Linked DNA regions of Homo sapiens: regions 1 and 2 are each linked to region 3. Evidence: chromatin loops called from intact Hi-C (ENCODE). Cell type or tissue: heart right ventricle. All regions are shown on one strand. Region 1 overlaps KIFBP (kinesin family binding protein). Region 2 overlaps KIFBP (kinesin family binding protein). Region 3 overlaps SRGN (serglycin).

Region 1 (5,000 bases), 80 kb after region 3:
TTAAAGCAAACTTCAGAGTTTTTTAGAAGAGAAGTCTCTTACTTTCCAGCCTGGTTTAGAAGGGTATCATAATCTTAAACACCTTTGAAAACTTCTTTCTTTCTTCCGATTATATTAAAAACTCAAGAAATGTGGAAAAAAAAGTATTTAAATAGACAAGCTGCTTACATATCATTTATTCTGAGGAACTGAAATTTATTTACAGTTACTCCTTCCAATAAGATAAATGCTACATGTAAAAGTACTTTGAGAATTGTGAAACATTATATATATGTGATACATTACTCCCAGCACTTTGGGAGGCCAAGGCGGACAGATCACGAGGTCAGGAGTTGAAGACCAGCCTGGCCAACATAGTGAAACTCTGTCTCTACTAAAAATATAAAAAATTAGCCAGGCATGGTGGCAGGCGCCTGTAATCCCAGCTACTTGAGAGGCTGAGGCAGGAGAATCGCTTGAACCCAGGAGGCAGAGGTTGCAGTAAGTGGAGATTGCGCCACAGCACTCCAGCCTGGGTGACAGTGCAAGACTCCATCTCAAGAAACAAACAAACAAACAAAAAGACTGTAATCTACATCATAAAAATGTTTCACAAGGATGCCATTAAGATTAATGCTACCATGTTTATGCTATTAGTTATTTAGTGAAATATATCAGACAGAAATGCTCTAGGTCTCTTAAAGACATCAAAGTGAACAAAGAGTTAAATCTACCTTCCTAGTTAAAGTTTTATCTCCTCTACCTCTTGGGGGTGGGGGGGGGCAAATAAAAAAAGAAAGAATAACTAAGGTGGTTAAGAAATAGGGTAAGCTCTTCTTGGCCAATAAAAATAAATAATAGATCCCAAGGCCTTTTCTTCTTTTCACTTGACACTGTCTCACCAATGATCTTTCCACAAACCCTTCAAGGTTTCCAAATGCTCAGAAGATGAAGACAACAATGCTTCAAAGCCTTGATTGCTCCAGCCCCTTTCTAACTCTAACTTTAGCTTATATCACACTCCCTCTCCCTCAGCTCCAACCTCACAGCCTTTGCTCCATCCCTTCTGATATCATCCTCCCTTACGCCACAGAACTTCTAAACATGTTGCTTCAGCTCCTTGACATGGTGTGCCTTCTTTTCTTCAGTCTAGGTAACTCCTACTTACTCATCCCCAGAGCTTGCTTGTTATTTCCTCCTATTGTGCCTTCTCATATCATGTGTCTCTCCTTTGTGGAACTTAGCAAAATTGTACTTTTACATGAAGTTAAAGGCTAGGTTCATTTTTGTTCATCATAGTATCCTTGGCCAATGACTAGCACAGGGTTGGCATAAATAAATACTTAATTGAATAAATTTATGTATGTCTTAAAGCTTGAACTGAAGAAGGTCTTTCAGATAAATATACAGATGATAAAGGATGAAGTTAAGGTTAAAAAATAAAGTCAGGGGTGAGCGCAGTGGCTCACACCTGTAATCCCAGCACTTTGGGAGGCCGACGTGGGTGGATCGCTTGAGCTCAAGAGTTCAAGACCAGCCTGGGCAACATGGTAAAACATCGTCTCTAACAAAAATACAAAGAATTAGCCGGGCACAGTGGCACACACCTGTTGTCCCAGTTACTTGGCAGGCTGATGTAGGAGGACTGCTTGAGCCAGGGAGGTGGAGGATGCAGTGAGTGGAGATCATGCCACTGCACTCCAGCCCGGGTGACAGAAACCCCATCTCAAAAAACAAAACTGGGTTTAAGGAAAATCTGAGTAGTTTAGTAGCATGGCAAATATGTGAGTTTAAACTAACCAAGTGATGAAGTTTTAAGTTCCCAGACTAGAAACATCAACTAAATGAAAGGTAAGGGTCAAATCATAGTGCGATTTGCTTGACACAATTACTTCAAATGTAGATCATAAGTCTCTAAATCTTGTATACTTCCTTCCTTCTTGGGCTGCTTGTTTACTTACATGTTCTCTCTAGGATGCTTATTTAAATTAGCCTACTGTTTTGCTCCAATAGTCCCTGCAACCCTCCTTTTCCAGCTTTCTTTACCTGACCAGAATAAACTTGACAGCTCTTCCTGGCTCCAAATTCTCTACACATAAAGCCCCACAGTTATTCTCCCTACTTCCTGTCTTTCCTTAATATGCCTCCTCTTTACCCTCTGACCTCTAAAATTATCTTCATCTTTTCAAGACCTATGCTTCTGATGTGTTGAGGTTTGTTTGTTTGGTTTTCTTTCGTTTAGTAGTTTCACAAGGTTCTATATTATTTACCACTGATATGGTTTGGATTTGTGTCCCTGGCCAAATCTCACATTAAATTGGAGGAGGGACCTGGTGGGAGGTGACTGGATCACTGGGGGCAGATTTCCTCCTTGCTGTTCTTGTGGTAATGAGTGAGCTCTCTCATGAGATCTGATGGTTTTGAAGTGTGTGGCATTTCCCCCTTTGCCCTCTCTCTCTCTCCTGCTTGCCATGGTAAGACATGCTTGCTTCTCTTTCGCCTTCCGCCATGATTCTAAGTTTCCTGAGGGCTCCTAGTCATGCTTCCTGTTAAGCCTGAGGAACTGTGAGTCAATTAACCTCTTTTCTTCATAAATTACCCAGTCTCAGGTAGTTCTTTTGTTTTGTTACCCAGGCTGGAGTGCAGTGGTGCAGTCTTGGCTCACTGCAACTTCTGCCTCCTGGGCTCAAGTGATTCTCCTGCCTCAGCCTCCCCAGTAGCTGGGACTATAGGTGCACACCACCATGCCTGGCTAATTTTTTGTATTTTTGGTAGAGACAGGGTTTCAACATGTTGTCTAGGCTGGTCTCAAACTCATGGGCTCAAGTGATCCACCCACCTTGGCCTCCCAAAGTGCTGGGATTATAGGCATGAGGCGCTGTACCTGGCCTCAAGTAGTTCTTTATAGCAGTGTGAGAACAGACTAATACAACCACTAAAGATTATTATACTTTTATCAAGCAGAGTCCCATGTAAAAAAAAAAAATTATCATACTTTAATACACAATATAAAAAAATAAAAGCACAATGAATCCCCCAGGAAATCTTCCTATGTATCTACACTTAGTATATTGCATCTAAATGATTAATTTTATTATCCTCCCTAGTGCTTAGAAACTAGGATTGGGCATAAATTAATAATGATGATGGTAGTTAACATTTATTAAGGACTTAGTATGTCTCAGGCACTTTTCCGAGGCCTTAATATATACTGACTTAACTCCCATAACAACAGTATTAAGTACTATTATCTCCAACTTACTTGTGAGGAAATAGAGGCAAAAATATATTAAGTAAATTGCCACAAAGACATAGCTACGAAGCGGCAGAGCTGGAGTTCATACCTACCTAGTGTATTTCAAGTCCATGCTCTTCACTGCCATCAGTTCTGCTTCTATTTTTGAACTATTACATGAGCTATTTCTTAAAAGTCTACCCTTTTAGATTTTATCAAGTCCATGCTGTGTGTAAGATAACACTGGGAAGTATATAAAGATTAGTAAGGGCTTGGCCAGGTGTGGTTGCTCACACCTGTAATCCCAGCACTTTGGGAGGCCGAGATGGATGGATCACTTGAGGTCAGGAGTTCGAGACCAGCTTGGCCAAAATGGTGAAACCCCATCTACACTAAAAAGACAAAAATTAGCCAGGCATGGTGGCAGGCACCTGTAATCCCAGCTACTCAGGAGGCTGAGGCAGGAGAATCCTTTGAACCCAGGAAGCAGAGGTTGCAGCTGCGATCACACCACTGCACTCCAGCACGGGCGACAGAGCAAAACTCCGTCTCAAAAAAAAAAAAAAAAAAAAAAAAAAAAAGATTAGGCACAGTGGCTCACACCTGTAATCCCAGCACTTTGGGAGGCCAAGGCAGGAAGATCACTTGAGCCCAGGAGTTCAAGACCAGCCTTGGCAACACAGTGAGAGCCAGTCTCTACAAAATAATTTAAAAATTAACTGGATATGGTGGCACACGCCTGTACTCCAAGGATGAGGTGGGAGGACTGCATGAGCCGGGGAGACCAAGGTTGCAGTGACCCATGATCACGCCACCACACTCCAGCCTGGGAAACAGAGCGAGAGCCTGTCTAAAAAAAAAAAAAAAAAGAATATGATATCGTTCCCAGCTCTCAAGAAGCTTATATTCTAACCAAAGAAAAGTCTTCAAGGAAGAGGTAGTATTTAAGATAGGCCTTGAATGATGAGTAAGATTTATTTTATTTATTTATTTATTTAGAGATGGAGTCTCGCTCTGTTGCCCAGGCTGGAGTGCAGTGGTCCAATCTCGGCTCACGCAGCCTCTGCCTCCCGGATTCAAGCAATTCGAAGAATACGATTTAAAACCAAGAAAGAAATATTTACGAAAACATTCTACACACCTTTCATATTAAACACAATGTGACCCCAATGAGCACAATCCCCACTATGAGTTTTTACTTACAATTTCCTCATTTAAGAAAGAAAAAGGCAGCTTCTGACTGCATTACCTGCATGGAGAGTTGGGCATTCTGCATGAGAGTCAAACAGTATTTGATCCAGCACCTTGCTATTTCCCCCTTTCTTTGATGATAAAGCTCTGGCACTTCTCCTTCAGCTTCAGGAGCTAAAATATACATGTGATTTGTTTAAGTTAATGGTCACAACTGTAATTTTCATTGGGTACTGTAATTTTTTTAATATCACTTTTTCCTGACTATAAAAGTAACAGATCTTTACTGAAGCAGGGGGCTTGGGGAAAAGGGAAGAAAGATCCCCCCCCAAATCCTACTACCCAGAAGCACTCACTATTATTTTTGCATATTTCTTTCTCGCACCACAAACACTTTACTCATATCATTATCAACTCTTAGCTTCATTTTTAAGTACACCATTATATACAATTAAATAGATATTCTATTATTTAACCATTCTTCTAATTCTAACCTGGAATTTGTTGTTTCCAATTCTTTACTATCACAAAAACGTCTATGTCACACAACAGATGGTTGTGGAGAACCTGGTGCTAAACTATTCAGATGACCTGC
Region 2 (5,000 bases), 88 kb after region 3:
GGACACGTGTAGTATTAGCCCAGCAACATCTATAGATAAAAATGTGTTAAATCTTAAAAGCCAAAAGAAAGTTAGAGTTTATATAATGAAACTTTAATTATCTCTCTATAATCCAATCCCTTAACATTTATCGTCATTTCAGCTTTGTCCAGATTGGCTCCCTGTGAGCAACCACTGCTAGAACAGTGAGTGTCTTATGCCCTCTAGGTGGCTGGTAAATGTGGGACTTTAGCAGCTGCCAGGTAGGGATTCACCAAGTAGCAAAACCTCATCACTGGAATCAGATGAAGATGACAATGATATAAATGACAATTGCATTTTTAAAAACATGGTTCAAATCCCTCTTTTTGCAATACGACTTAGTTGGTTTTAACAAAAACTTAAAAAAGATTTTGGTAAAAAAATAAAAGTGCAGGGTGTGGGAGGTCTCATGAAAATTACTGCATGCTCCACATAAGTAATGCTTAACAACTTTAAATTTTAATCACACTTTAATATCTAGATATCTTAGTACTGCCAATTTCCATGGAGTTTTAAGTATAAATTAAAGTCACAGTGAATATGTAATTTTAAAGTTGCTAAACAGAATGAATAAGGGGCCTCCAACAGCTGTAAAAAAGATGTCACAAGCGGAGGCACTGGATAACACTTTGGATGAGGACAATGAAATGGATTCATGAGAATTAGTTAACTGAATGCTCTGATATATGCAGTAGCGTTACTTACACACTTGATCTTAGACCAAAGTCCTAGAAGCGATGCTGCAGTCACCACAGCCCTTTCTCTCCTGCTAATAGCTTTTCTGAATGAAATTCTGTGGGACAATACTTTAATCATCGGGCGCATTTACAGAACCAACGCTAACGAAATGCTCAAAAAGGATAAAGGCCCAAGGATAAGGCAGCGGGTTACCAGAGAGATGAAAGAAGGAACTCTGATAAGCAGAGAACTACCAAAATTTCAGAGAGGCTTGCGAATTCGAAATATAAATAAAAGTAATTTATATTGCTGAGATGTCTTATTAAGGATTAATAGGAAAATCTGGTTAGAAAAGGTGGTGTAAAATTATTTTAGCATTAAAAACTCTCAAGGATTAAAGGAATAAATGGGTCAATTAAGAGTACACCAACATGATGTGAGCAATGCTTTTTTAAATTTTTATGAGAAATTCTGATAAACAACTAAGAAGCTCAAAAACATTGTCCCTGTGTAACAATCCAAAAGAAGTATGGTATAAAGACCTAGAACTTTGGAACTCAGCAGACATATTTCCAACATTAAAAAATTATTACAGAGTTAATTCTGAAAAATAACTGAAATGCATCACATGCTTTTATCAAAGCCCACATTTAACAGTCAACTTCCTCAGTCAAATTCTCAGAGTTATGAGATTACCATTACGTAAAGATAAAGCTATATCTACAAGGTAAAATCTGCAATTTAAGGTAATATCTCACTAAAATGAGTTGAGATAGCGTGCCTATGTTAAAAAAAGAATTGGTCTTAGGTAACATGTAAAACAATGATAAAACTCGGTATTTTAAAACTCAAAATAATTCATACAACAAAAAGCTACAAAATTTTAGTACACGGGCAAACTGGGCTGCATTTTCGGCTTCAGTTGTACATCATAAAATACAAGCTACCTGTTTTTAAAAGATAGTATTTTCAAGGTACTACTGGTTCTATTTTTATACTCACTATTGGTACTCTGTTAGATAACTACTTCAAGAAGCTTACCTTATTGATGTAAAACTGTGACAAGGTAGCAGCATTGATAGCCCACTCTATAGGATGGTAGGCATTGTGCTCAAGCTGGCGTTTTAGTGTACTATGGCAATAGTGAGCAGCCTTCTCAAACATTTCCAGATGCTGGTAGACTTGAGCTAGGTAATATAGGTTATGAGTATAAACCTTTTCAAATCTGTAAAGAAAAAATAAACCAATATTTGTGTAATGGTTTACTTGTTTTTTTTTTTTCCTGAGACAGAGTCTCGCTCTGTTGCCCAGGCTGGAGTACAGTGGCACGATCTTGGCTCACTGCCTCCGCCTCCTGGGTTCAAGCAATTCTCCTGCCTCAGCCTCCCGAGTAGCTGGGATTACAGGCGCCTGCCACCATGCCTGGCTAATTTTTGTATTTTTGGTAGAGACGGGGTTTCACCATAATAGTCAGGCCAGTCTTGAACTCCTGACCTTGTGATCCACCCGCCTCAGCCTCCCAAAGTGCTGGGATTACAGGTGTAAGCCACCGTGTCCGGACCATGGTTTACGTTTTATAAGTAAATTTCATATATATTTATTTTGATTATCCCACCAACCCTTTGAGTTGGATTTGTTTATTGTATCTATTTGACAGATAAGGAAACTGAGTCTCAGGTTTGAACAAGGTCAAATAACAAGTAAGTGGTAAATGGAGGTTTTACTCCTGTCAGAATCCACATTCTATAACCTTTATAAGTGACTTTTTGAACAATCACTAATCTATGATATGTGGAAATATTTGCAAGGGCTGATTTCTATACCTACTCACCTTTTTGATCTCTCTTGTTCAGTAAGTTTCTCTTCTTCAGGAAGAAAACGCTCAGTAGGATCAAGAGGAGGACTCCCAACCTACAATTAAGAAAAACAAAAGCTCTTTAAAGTTTTAAACTGTAAACACCAAGTGCCCTCTTCTGGAGGACCTGGAGAAATCAACTTCTACAAGCCAAATACATTTCATTTTTTCCTAGTTCATTTTTATGTTACTCAAGAAGTAATTTTCTGTTTTTTAAATTTTTATTTATTTATTGAGACAGGGTCTCTGTCACCCAGGCTGGAGTGGAGTGGCACAATCTCGGCTTACTGTAACCTCCGTCTCCCGATCCTCCCACCTCAAGCAATCCTCCTACCTCAGCCTCCTGAGTAGCTGGAACCACAGGTGTGCACCACCAGTCCTGGCTAATTTTTATATTTTTTGTAGAGACAGGGTTTCGCTATGTTGCCCAGACTGGTCTTAAAACTCCTGGGCTCAAGCAATCCACCTGCCTTGGCCTCCCAAAGTGCTAGGATTATAGGCGTGAGCCACTGCACCCGCCTCAACAAGTAATTTTCTTAACCATAAAATCTGAGTCAAACAAATAAAAGATACCCTTTTATTTGTTTTAACCAAATGTCAAAAGTTCACATTTGACAAAATTTTACTGTTGTTGCAGTTAAACTGCAAATATGCAAAAAATCCACCAATCTGCTTTTAGACATATATAATTCTTGAAGTATTTTTTCTTTTTTTAATTCTTATTTATTTATTTAGAGATGGGGGTCTTGCTCTGTTGCCCAGGCTGGTCTTGAACTCCTAGCCTCCAGTGATCCTCCTGCCTCAGCCTCCCAAAGTGCTGAAACTACAGGCATGAGCTAAGGTGCCCAGCCTCTTTAAGTTTTTTTTTTTTTTTTTTTTTTTGGAGATGGAGTCTCGCTCTTTTGCCAGGCTGGAGTGCAGTGGTGCGATCTCGGCTCACTGCAACCTCCGCCTCCCGGGTTCAAGCGATTCACCTGCCTTAACCTCCTGGGTAGCTAGGATTACAGACACGTGCCACCACCCCCAGCTAATTTTTGTATTTTTAGTAGAGACGGGGTTTCTCCATGTTGGCCAGGATGGTCTCAATCTCTTGATCTCATGATCCGCCTGCCTCGGCCCCCGCAAAGTGCTGGGATTACAGGTGTAAGCCACCGTGCCCGACCCCTCTTTAAGTATTTCAAATGGCAATTTTGTCTGGTAAAAGGGCTCTTTTAAAAACATGCATAAGCAAAACAAATAGGAAAAATGTATATATTTCTACAGTAGTAGTATTCTAAACTGACCACTAATAAAAATCAAATGAGAGATTTTAATATTTATTCTAATATTTTTTTCTCAAGGAAATAACAAAAGTGTATTACCCCCTTTCAATACAGGGACATTAAAACCAGATTCCATTATTTATTGCCTTGGGCAAGTCACTTGATCTCTTGTGCTTCTGTTTAGTCATCTATAAAATAAGGGTAATAACAGTATCTATCTCATGAGGATTAAGTAATATTTATAAATCACTTACAACCCCCTCTTACGTCTTCCAAAACAGAACTACCTAACCTCTGCCTCATTCTACTTCTATGAGGATAGTCCCATCTAGAAACACACTCTTGCTTTTAACTGAATTCATTAAACTCAAAAAGGAACAACGTCTTTCATAAAAATATGATTTTACATTCTGGATGTAAACACTAAAAGCATCACAACGTGGGCTCCCAGGATTCACATAAAGTAAAAACAACTAAGACAGGAAGCAAGGCCCAAGGCAAACACAATAGATAAGTAATTCTTCAGAGAACTCTTCAACAATTCCGAGGGCTGCTTACCATGCTTACCCCTGTCTAGATGAGGGGAATTAATCAATATATTATTTTATGTACATACTTCACTGTTATGGCTTTCACACATCATACGTAATATTAATACAGTCAAATCAGTCTCTTAACTGAAACAGAGGTACAACTAAACACAAGGAATTTCACTATATGTGTTATGTTTCCATACAAATACTATTTTTAATGAAATACTATTGATGCTTAGTAACTTTTTTTTTTTTTTTTTTTGTAAAGACGGGTTCTTGCTTTGTTGCTCATGTTGGTCTTGAACTCCTGGCATCAAGCAATCTTCCCACCTCGGCCTCCCAAAGTGCTGGGATTATAAGTGTAAGTCACCGTGTTCAGCTTTTACATTTTATTTTACTTATTTTTGAGACAGGGTCTTATTTGGTTACCTAGGCTGGCGTGCAGTGGCAGGATCCTCGCTCACTGCTGCTTTGACCTCCTGGACTGCCCTCCCGGACTCAAGCCATCCTCCCACCTCAGCCCCCGAAGTAGCTGGGACCACAAGCACACGCCACCACACCCAGCTAATTTTTTTTTAGTTTTTGTAGAGACAGCGTATCACTATGTGGCCCAGGCTGATCTTTGAACCTCTAAGTCAGGCAATCCACCCA
Region 3 (5,000 bases):
TAGTATTTTTAGTAGAGATGGGGTTTTGCCATGTTGCCCAAGCTGGTCTCAAACTCCTGAGCTCAGGCAATCCACCCACCTTGGCCTCTGAAAATGTGAGGATTACAGGCGTGAGCCACCATGCCCGGCCTATATAGGAGGTTCTTTGTTAGCTAATGAAATAAAATCTTCCTTCCTCAGTTTAGCAAAGACAAAGGCCTGGTGGTGAGAAATACTTCACCGCCCTTCAAAAAGTTCATCTCCTCCCCACTCCAAGCATATACTTTATTCTAATGAGTGCAACTAATAATTACCTAGCAAGAAGGAGCATGTCTAGGATTCTTGAAAGTCAGGAAGGGTAGTTTTAAAGCTCACCACAAAATAATGGAAAACATTCAGATAAATTACAAGGCATCAACTCATAAGAGAATACTAACCAAATGAAGAAAAGTACTTTTTTTTTTTTTTTTTTGAGATGAAGTCTCGCTCTGTTGCCCTGGCTGGGATGCAGTGGCACAATCTCGGCTCACTGCAACCTCTGCCTCCCAGGTTCAAGCGATTCTCCTGCCTCAGCCTCCCGAGTAGCTGGGATGACAGGTGCCCACAATCATATCCAGCTAATTTTTGTATTTTTAGTAGGGATGGGGTTTCACCATGTTGGCCAGGCTGGTCTCGAACTCCTGACCTCAGGTGATCCACCCGCCTCAGTCTCCCAAAGTGCTGGGATTACAGGTGTGAGCCACCACACCCGGCCGAAAGTACTTTTTATGGAAAAGACAATGTGGCATTGTAGAAAAACCTATACTTAAAAATGAGTGAGAGGGTGAGAGGCGGGTAGGCAAAAACTTTTTTTTTTAATAAAATAAAAATAAAAATTAGGTTGGGTGTGGTAGCTCATGCCTGAAATCCCAGCACTTTGGGAGACTGAGGTGGGAGGATCACTTGAGCCCAGGAGTTCAATACAGGCTGGGCAACATAGAGAGACTCCCATTTCTACCAAAAAAGAGAAAAAAGATTTTAAAAATTAGCTGGATGTGGTAGCACACATCTGCAGTCCCAGCTACTTAGGAGGCTGAGGCAGGAAGATTGCTTGAGACTGGGAGGTCACAGTGAGCCAAGATTGCACGGCTGCACTTCAGCCTGGGTGACACAGCGAGACTGTCTCAGAAGAAAAAAGTTTATTTACAAAATTAAAAATAAATAAAAATAACTGAGAAAATCAGAATACCTCTTTGCATGAATAATAGTTTCAATTATATAAACAGACATGGGGGGAAAAATGGAAGGAAATACACAAAAATAACTGGAGGTAGAATCTTTGGTGATTTTTTTTCTCATTTTGTTTTCTAAATTGCTATAATAAACAATATTCCTCTAAAAACATAAACATTAAACACTTTAATATAGAAAACAGTAAATATTCTCCCATTGGATTTTCTTTCTTTTCTTTGTAACTATATATTATTCTATCATAATCTTTCCTATGATTCCTGAGTATAGCTTACAATGTCTGGTCTGGGAGAGCTGTTTGTCCAAAATGAGCTAACTCTGCCACTGCCTGGAGGCTGGGGATAAGGCAGGCAAAATGACCTTTCAATGTCTGCCCCTTACTGGCTGTGTGATCTTGGCCAACTTAAACTTCCTGTGCCTCAATTTTCTCATCTGTAGGATGGGGCAGTAATAGAGTTAATAAGGAGATACAAATGTTAGGTTCTCAGAGTAGTACCTAGCACATAGTCAGAGCTCTTCATTGCTAGTTCCTGTCATGAAAAGGAGGAGGACAACAATGACCTATGATCTCCGAGAGTGAACATCTTATAAATTTAAATTCAAATTCCCATTCTACCATTTAGTATCTCTAGGAGTCTCAATTTATGGACTTTCTTTCTTTTCTTTTTTATTTTTCCTTATTTTGAGATAGAGTCTGGCTCTGTTGCCCAGGCTGGAGTGCTGTGGCACATCTCAGCTCACTGCACCCTCCGCCACCTGGGTTTAAGCTATTCTCCTGCCTCAGCCTCCCGACTAGCTGGAATTACAGGCACGTGCCACCATGCCCGGCTAATTTTTTGTAGTTTTAATAGAGACGGGGTTAGCCAGGAAGGTCTCGATCTCCTGACCTCGTGATCCCCTCGCCTTGGCCTCCCAAAGTGCTGAGATTATAGGCGTGAGCCACCGCGCCCGGCCTGGTTTCACTCTTTCTCTTTTGATTCTTTCCTGAGGCAGCATTAGTTTAGCATCTAATTGCTACTTAGACGTCTCTTCCTGTAGGTGAAATAAAAATCCAGCATCTTCTCCAGCAGAGGGCGGTGTCTTCACACCTTGTACTGTCTAGACCAACTTTGTCCAATAGAAACACAAAGCAAACCACATAGGGAGTTTTAAATGTTCCAGCGGCCATATTTTTAAAAGTAAAAAGAAACAGGTGAAATTAATTTTATTTAACCTAACATATTCAAATATTGTCCTTTAACATATCATCAATGTAAAAGTTATTACTGGGATATTTTGCATTCTTTTCTTCATACTAAGGGTTCCAAATCTTGTATATTTTGCATTCACAGCCTGTCCCAATTTGGCCTTGCCACATTTCAAGTGTTCAGTAGCCACAAGTGACTTGTGGCTACCGTACTGGACAGAGCAGGCCTAGGCAGTCTCTTCTGCAAGCCGCTGATGCACTGAGTATCAAGCTGAGAAAATGTTTGCTCACACAGGAAGCTAAACAGAAAAATAATGCTTAATGAGAAAGCATCCAGGTGAAAGACCACATCTTTTCACCAGCATGACAAATACAACTGTAGCATATTAGTAAAAAATATTTCTAGAATACAAAATTCCCCCAGAGTTCAGAATCTCAGCTAATTAAAATTCGTAACGAAGGCTTTCTTTTGGGGGATGATGAAAATGTTCTAGAAGCAATTATAGTGATGGTTGCATGACTCTGTGAATATACTAAAAAACATTGAACACTTTTTTTTTTTTTTTTTTGGAGACAGAGTCTTGCTCCGTCATCCAGGCTGGAGTGCAGTGGTGCAATCTCAGCTCACTGCAACCTCCACCTCCCAGGTTCAAGTGATTCTCCTGCCTCAGCCTCCCAAGTAGCTGGAATTACAGGTGCACACCACCATGCCCAGTTAATTTTTGTATTTTTAGTAGAGACAAGTTCTCACCATGTTGGCCAGGCTAGTCTCAAACTCTTGACCTCAAGTGATCCACTTGCCTTGGCCTCCCAAAATGCTGGGATTACAGGCATGAGCCACCACACCTGGCCTAATCACTGAATTGAACACTTTTAATGGGTGAACTGTATGGTATGTGAACACTATCTCAACAAAGCTATTTTAAAATTTTATAAAGAAATCAAAAGTAGAAGGGATCCCACTCCAAAAGCCTATCTAATTTGGGGCCGATGATGTTAAATGTACTTTAAAATAAAGAACAAGTTACAGACACTAAATTCTTGACATAGCTATTCAAGGGTGTTGGCAGGATGTGAAAATTTACAGTTCCAGCCCCTGAGGTTGTGAGAGTATCTTGACTCTATCTTGCTTGAGATAAATGTCTTGTGATTATAGTGGCTATGCTCATGGATAGAAATGTTATCTTCCTAAAAGGTCCACTTATGGGATTTGTTGGTTAATTGTGTAGTGGATTCCAAGGGAAAGAATGGTTTTTATTTGAATCCTATCCCTCACTGCCCACCTCCCCCACCACCCTGAGTCCTGCTTTACCAAAATACTTTCTATGAGTAAATGTTACCAAAGCAAACAACTTTCTCCAATAGTCCATACCTTTTTATATTATGGTACTAACTTTTCCCTCAACATAATCACAATATACTAATTTCTTTTTTTTTTCTTTTCTTTTCTTTTTCTTTTTTTTTTTTTTTTTTTTTTTTTTTTTGAGACAGAGTCTCAGTCTATCGCCCAGGCTGGAGTGCAGTGGCATGATCTTGGCTCACTGCAACCTCCATCTCCCTGGTTCAAGTGATTCTCCTGCCTCAGCCTCTCGAGTAGCTGGGATTACAGGTGCATGCCACTATGCCTGGCTAATTTTTGTATTTTTAGTAGAGATGGGGGTTTCACCATGTTGGCCAGGCTGGTCTTGAACTCCTGACCTCAAGTGATCCACACTCCTCGGTCTCCCAAAGTGCTAAGACTACAGACGTGAGCCACTGTACCGAGCCTAATTTCCTATTCTTAATGGAAACTTACTGCAGGCATGTTAGAGAAACTTAAGCAGCAACTACCATGAAGGGGAAAAGAAGACCATTTGATTTATTCAAAATGGTAGCATTATCTAAGCCGGAGTTACTTCCTCCTGGTCTATCAATTCCACAAGATGGATAAGCTTCCCCCACTCTTGCATGGTTTGACAAGCTATAAAAAGCTCCTAAGTTTACTTTCAATTTCTCCCTCAACTCAGTGGGAAACGTTATAGCAAGGGCTACGGTCAAAGGATTTTTTGTTTGTTTGTTTAAATAAAGAAAACCTCTGATCCATGAGCTGCAGTAGAAAGTTAATTCTGGCCTTGAAATCAGACGACCAGTTCAGCCGTTAATTAGTTGTAATGGGTCTTGGGCAAGACTCACAAATTTTTTGCAAGAGGTTAATGTATAGAGCAAATGAGATGAGAAATGTCAGATCCAGTTTTCTCCTCTATAATTGGTGCTAATTCCTCATCACAGGGAATGTGATGATGATTACCAGAGAATGGATGTGAAATCACTTTACAAAGAGCAGCACAAGGAGTGGATCAGTATCATTCCTGTGAGCTAGGAGACAGTATACAGTGGACACATGGCGGGCCTGGCCTCCTTGGCTGCACCTGTTCATGGATATTCCATTTTTTTTCTTTATGGGTGTCATTGGAAAAGAGAGGCAATAAAAGTGGAAGATTCACAGGCCTCATCAAATCCCCTGGAGCCCTACATTAAATAGATTAGTCATCTGTGCTCTCCAGAGTTACACATCCCCAAATTTCCATTTCTTTGTGCTTGGTAAACACAATCTTACCCCACATCT

Evidence for each region. A loop is a pair of places that touch in the nucleus more often than their neighbours do. Peaks named below come from ENCODE experiments on the same cell type or tissue, not always from the same donor. Only the 100,000 strongest peaks of a DNase experiment are listed, where the experiment ranks them.
Region 1: it touches region 3 in a loop (4-fold over the local background); 89 of 110 quality-filtered maps call a loop at or near these places.
Region 2: a loop joins it to region 3, with 12 times the contacts of the local background. A loop is called at or near these places in 93 of 110 quality-filtered maps.

Annotation. Positions count from the first base shown.
Region 1 is chr10:69,010,479-69,015,478 of GRCh38, reverse strand. It overlaps KIFBP (kinesin family binding protein), which reads right to left. Exons shown (of 7, transcript NM_015634.4): 6 at 4,464-4,579. Among named protein-coding and RNA genes, the nearest start is that of KIFBP, 24 kb to the right of the region's middle. In heart right ventricle, no CTCF peak of the experiment used is centred here; no DNase peak of the experiment used is centred here.
Region 2 is chr10:69,002,656-69,007,655 of GRCh38, reverse strand. It overlaps KIFBP (kinesin family binding protein), which reads right to left. Exons shown (of 7, transcript NM_015634.4): 3 at 2,531-2,610; 4 at 1,741-1,924. Among named protein-coding and RNA genes, the nearest start is that of KIFBP, 16 kb to the right of the region's middle. In heart right ventricle, a CTCF peak has its summit at 2,681 (motif pointing left); no DNase peak of the experiment used is centred here; H3K27ac peaks cover 806 bases.
Region 3 is chr10:69,090,759-69,095,758 of GRCh38, reverse strand. The region is part of intron 1 of SRGN (serglycin); the gene reads right to left. Among named protein-coding and RNA genes, the nearest start is that of SRGN, 5.2 kb to the right of the region's middle. In heart right ventricle, CTCF peaks have their summits at 1,532 and 2,276 (motif pointing right); a DNase peak (open chromatin) is centred at 2,258; H3K4me3 peaks cover 1,841 bases; H3K27ac peaks cover 2,339 bases.